2 separate regions of the Homo sapiens genome follow, and region 2 is linked to region 1. A link is a loop called in an ENCODE intact Hi-C map of the cell type or tissue named here. Cell type or tissue: Calu3. All regions are shown on one strand. Links, peaks and the distances in the headings refer to the core of each region. The heading gives the core; the rest is flanking DNA. Region 1 has its middle 250 kb from the start of HEAT2. Region 2 has its middle 23 kb from the start of HEAT2.

What was found. Peaks named below come from ENCODE experiments on the same cell type or tissue, not always from the same donor. Only the 100,000 strongest peaks of a DNase experiment are listed, where the experiment ranks them.
Region 2: a loop joins it to region 1, with 4 times the contacts of the local background. A loop is called at or near these places in 1 of 110 quality-filtered maps.

The regions. Positions count from the first base shown.
Region 1 is chr10:111,359,006-111,361,937 of GRCh38, forward strand. No RefSeq gene overlaps it. Among named protein-coding and RNA genes, the nearest start is that of HEAT2, 250 kb to the left of the region's middle. In Calu3, for the core only: a CTCF peak has its summit at 1,502 (motif pointing left); a DNase peak (open chromatin) is centred at 1,406.
Region 2 is chr10:111,135,588-111,138,519 of GRCh38, forward strand. No RefSeq gene overlaps it. Among named protein-coding and RNA genes, the nearest start is that of HEAT2, 23 kb to the left of the region's middle. RefSeq lists an enhancer at 1,289-1,974. In Calu3, for the core only: no CTCF peak of the experiment used is centred there; a DNase peak (open chromatin) is centred at 1,584.

The sequences.
Region 1 (2,932 bases), core at 225-2,724:
TGATTTTTTTTTAACTCATGCTTGTATTTAGTAAGGTATTAACTGTTCTACTTCTGAATTATGGGTTTACAGGACACTGTTATTTCCTTCTCTGTGCCTTTTGAAAATTGCTTGACTCTTTTTTTTTAAACAATACACATGAGGATAATAATTGTTAACTTTTATTTATCAAACATGTGCTTTTGGATTATGCTTCACCTCACTCAATCTTCACATTATTTTCTATCTCTTTCTTTATTTTCCAGATGGGAAAACAGGCTTAAGGAAGGATAAGTAACTTGTTCAAGGTAAAAGGCATTCTGACTTTAAATTCATGTGCTCTTAACCACTCCTCTATTGCTTTTATTATTAGAAAAAGAAATTGTCATTTCCAAAATACATATATATAGAGAGAGAGATATATACACACATACATACATAAATATATTCTGTGATAAATGGTATATATAAAGATATTTCATACCTTTGTATATAGAAATGATGTATATATATTTTAAAAAGATAGTTTTATAAATCTATAAGTATATATGTATGCATATGTATATATATACACATATATGTGCACCCACAAATATATATAAAAAATATAAAAAGTTTATATAATACAGTGCCTAGAAAATGGTCATTAAATTGTATTTATTCATCTTCCTAAAGCCTCCATGCTTGGAATATGAGCAAAAACTATGTTTATTTAGCATTGTATCCCCTAGCAGCAAGCAGGTGTCTTTCACAGCATTAATATTAAACAAAGATCTTTTATACATGTAAATATAATAAACAATAGAAAATTGGATTATATTGCATGCCCAGCAGTGAGCTCTTCCTGCGATACCCCCACTGCCTACTGTCCTCTGCGATGAGCACTGACCTTTCTCTGGGCTGTGGATGGAGTCACAGCAGGGGTCAATAGGGCCATGGTGTGGATTCAAAGCCTGGCATTGGCCAGCCTGCTCTATGATATGAGTAGGCGAAGCCTCTAGAGAGAGGTTCGCTTTTGGATATAGAAGGATGTGCCTTTCCTCTTCATAGAAATCTGGCCTTTGCAATAGCCTAAATGAAGACCTCATCCTTTCTGCTCAATGTCATTCTTCACGGATGCTCCGAGGAGGAGGCTGAGGATATAGCCAGGCCATGGAGTGGGTGAATGCTGTTTATGGGTCCCAGGTGGTGCCCAGAGTCCTGAAAGCGCTAATTGAGTTTTCTGGAAAATACCACAGTTTACCTTTGTTCAGCTAGAATACAGCCCCCACCATGTTTTTCCTCTAGTACTGGCTCCTGAGCTCAGAGAAGATAAGGAGAGGATCATGCTGGCGTGAGCACTGACCACAGAGGGAACGAGAGACCCAAGAAATACCCTTTCCCTGTGGTGACAGGATGGAAACTGCCAATCTCTCTGCAGGCGCCCCTCTGGCTGGTAGGAGGCACCAGAACACACTGCATGCTCCAGTGTGTGATATGCTGCTGTTTCTTAAAAGCCTGTGTGAGAGGTCAGTGCCACCAAGTGGCTGAAAGGTGAGTGGGCAAATGGAAGGGTATCTGCAATACAGTGGCTTCCTAGTACTTCCCCTCCCCTTCCTCCTGCCTCTACCACCCACCCATTACCCCATGTCTCTCAGGACTCTATGCTGTCCTAGGCAGACTATAGGGTACTGGATTAATCTCCTCTTTTAAGTTAGCTCTCAGGTGTCCAACTCTCCCTTTACACCTTAATCTAGACTTTGGCCTCCTTCCCTGCTTTAACTGATTGATCTCATCATGAGGAAGAACTCGGTGACTACAGACCAAAGACTCCTTCATTGGGTAGGAAAGACTGAGAATAAATCAGTGTTCCCTCTCTATCGGTGGATACTTTCATGTTTGCTCTGAGGTCTGGCTTAACTCAAGGAACTAACTGGTAATGAAGGAAGTTCAGGCAGGCTTGTGGGAGAGATGGATGGATAGACATTTTTTATTAGCACTTCTCTAATCAGTTGAGTTCAGATAAGTGACCACAGATGCAAGATACCACATTCTACAATAAGAGGAAACACCCAATATATATGTCATATTTGTGCCCTCAAGGAAGTGGTAATTCAGTAAGGCACATAGATCATAAACACATGGATTAAAAAATACAGTCATGCAAGTATTTAAAAATGATAGAATAGCATAAGATAGGCATAAAGTATGCAGAACCAATCAAGGAAACAAAAGATGAACTGCAAATGATGGTCACTGAGTATCTGTGGCATGCCAGATACTATCAAGCACTCCCATAAATTTTATTTTATGTAATCCTCCCTAAACTCTGTCATATTTCATGGATCTCAAAAGAAAACACCCAAACTCTTTCTTTTTATCTTTCTTTTTAAAATTTATGTAAATTTAAGGAGTACAAGTATGATTGTATTATATGGATATGCTGTGTAGTGACGAAGTCTGGGCTTTTCGTGTAACCATCACCTGAATCATGTAATTGATTTTTAAATGGTGCTTGAGTCAACATTTTGCAAAGTCGAAGGATCAACATTAGATCATTCTAATCCCCCCTACTCTCTAGAAGTCAACACTTTTCAAAGTGTGCCATGTGTGAGTGGCATTGGGATAAATATACATAATAAAATTTAACAATAATGCCCTTTAAAACTAACAGCCAAATTTGTGCTAATCCCCAACAGTCTAACCTTCTACTTAAAGTGTAGTCTGTAAATCAGCAGCATTAGCATGACCAGGGGCTTGTCAGAAATGCAGAATCTTCGGTCCCTTCTGAGACCAGCTAAATCAGAATCTGCATTTTACAAGAACTTAAAGCGACTTCAGTGCACATTAAAGTTTAGGAAGCACCCAGATGGAACACAGGAATAATTTTTCCTCAAGTATCTAATTATCTGTCTCCTGGTCTTCTTGACTGTTGTAGTACACAGTACTAAGTGGTTAACCAGTTGCCCAAGCC
Region 2 (2,932 bases), core at 146-2,645, 220 kb before region 1:
TTTTAAGTGGAGGCATTTAGATCATTTACATTCAAGGTTAATATTGATATGTGAGATTTTGATTCTGTCATCATATTGTTAGCTGGCTATTTTGTAAACTTGATTGTGTAGTTGCTATATAGTGTCTGTGGGCTATGGATGCACTATTTTACATTCCTACCAGCAAAGCACAGGGGTTCCAATTTCTTCATTTCCTTGCCAACACTAGTTATTTTCCACTTTTCTTGGTTAATTGCCATCCTAATAGGTTTAATTATATAACTATATATATATAGTTATATAAATGGTTATATCTATCAGGATGGCAATTAATATTTGGTTATATTAATAGGTAATAATAGGTTATACCTGTTAGAATGGCAATTAATATATATATAATACATATATATATTTAAAGTTGCTCTTTTCTTGGTCACAAATATCACAAATGTCTTGGAACAAGAGCAAACACATTGTTTTAATTCTTTAAAATAAAAACTGTCTGACTTCAACAAACAAGTGACACATTATGCAGGTTCAGCAAGCATAGTGACATATAGTCAGGTGAAACCAGCAGATATTTGATAATGTGCATGTGCATAAAATTGGGCACAAATAGTAACTGGTTACCATAAAGGAAGGAACTTTGTCAAATTTTATATAAACAAAATAAATGGATTTTTTTCCTGCTAATTTTTCCCAGTATCATACTCAGCATCTCATGTGAGAGAGATGTTTTGCCCAGATGCTTTCCCTTGGTCCTGTCTCTAGTTCAGACAAGACACCTTTTCTGCCATAGAGTTAATCCTTCAGTTCTGTTCTCTGCTCTTTTTTCATCCTCTTGTTTTGGATGTTTGTGAGATAGATACAAATACAATTCTGGGTCCCAAAGCTAAAGGTCAGAAAAGAAATCTAGCAAAGCCACAGAAGCATGGTCTGTATACACGACAGATATCTATTGACCACCATGCCTGGCCTGGGTGACATATAGCAATTCCCCTCTTATCTGAGGGGCATGTGTTCCAAGACATCCTGCTGATTCTTGAGGCCTCAGGTAGTACCAAATCTTATATATACTATGCTTTTTCTTAAACATACACGCCTATGATGAAGTTTAATTAATACATTAGGCAGAGTAAGAGATTAGCAAATGTAACTAATAAAATATAACACTTATAACAATGCAGTATAATAAAAGTAAGTAAATGCAGTCTTTCTCACAAAATATCTTATGGTACTGTATTCAACCTATATTTAGACTGCAGTTGACTTCAGGTAACTGAATCTGTGGAAAGTGAAAGTAAGGATAAGGGGGTCTACTATAACTTCTCAAGTATTGATCCTGTGGAACCCCTACAACAAGGCGTGGGGAGATACTTTTATTTTACAAATGAGGAAATTGTTACCCAGAGAGGCAAGTGATTTGCCCAAAGTCACCCAGGTGGTTAGTGTCAGAGCCAGGACTTAAACTTGGGTCATCTGACTGAAAGCTTTTCTTCCTTGTAATACTGCCTTTTCCTTCGTAACTGAGGTGGTTGAATCAGAGGCGTGTGAATAATTGACTTCCAACAGCACCACAGGAGAGCGCCTCACACAATAGTAAACATTCATTGTGCTGCAAATATTTACCAGGAGCCCACTCTGTGCCTTCCCTGTGAACACAACCTCCAGTGTTGCCCAAAAGCAGGAGTCAACTTTCAAGTGGCCTGTGTGCTTTTGAAATTTCATTGTGAAGAGATGGATCACGTGAGGAAAGTAATTCCATCTCAGACCTCCAAGAAAGCCTCTTGAGTGCCATTGACCATTTAGGAGAACAATGCAAGAAAATCGTCCGCAGATGGTTTTCTCAGTTAGAAATAGGACCTGCATATTTAAAAATCTTATCTTGGGAAAGATATTATGCTTTTCAATTTCTTTTTCTTGGTTATTTTTTTTTTTAGTTACACAGGCTCTATTGCTGGGATCTTAATGTTCTTGACAATGATGACACTGAGGAAGGAGCTAATATTTACTTAGCCAGATGATTTTTTTTTTAACTAACGTTGAAGTTTATTTATTAACTTATATGTGCACTCAAAAATATTGACTTGGTACTTGATATGTACGAGGTATTCGAGATTTAAAATTAAAATTGACCAGGACATGACCCTGACCCTTGCCCAGCTCACTATTCATGAGTAACAGTGGAGGCAGATACCTAAACCTTTAACTAGCATGGAATGTAAGAAGGGTTATGGTAGACAATTGTACAAAGTACTGTGGCAGCGGGGATGTAGTAACAATGATCTCACCTTACAGAGATCACTGAAAGCTCTACTGAGCAGGGGACACTGGAGTGGGGTATTGGAGGATGAGTAGAAGCTTATAATATGCAGAAATGGAAGATTAATGTGGGAAGTGGCTGGAGGATGATTAGAAGCTTGCAATATGCAGAAATGGAAGATTAATGTGGGAAGTGGCTAGAGACTGAGCTTGATAAGATTCATAGAGGGAAGGCTGAGGCATTTGGACTTTTATCTATTGGCACTGAGTACCTGTTTAAGGAAAGGTTCTGAATGAGTTACTGAGAACACAGGGCTCCTTTCAGCACCTTGTTCCCTGACCACCCTTTCTCAGCAGGCAACGATGCTAGGAAAATTGGTAAACCTGTGTGTCTGAAAATGTGCTTGTGATAAACATTCTATAAACCATAAACTAGCTTTCAAATTACCTACAGGATACTTTTGGATATTTTTTCAAGTTTCTGAGGGATATTCTAAGTTGCAGTAGTTTCAAAACACTTTTCAGCTCTTCACCTCAAGAGCCTCCCTGCTAAACTGATTTTACCTTTATGGGCTGTTCTTAGGGTTTAATGAGCTCATGGCCATGATGTTCCAGGTGCATAGGACTGAAAGAGTGGGATTTCATCGAGCCACCTTGCTGTTTTACAGGTGAGGGAGCTCAGCTATGAAGA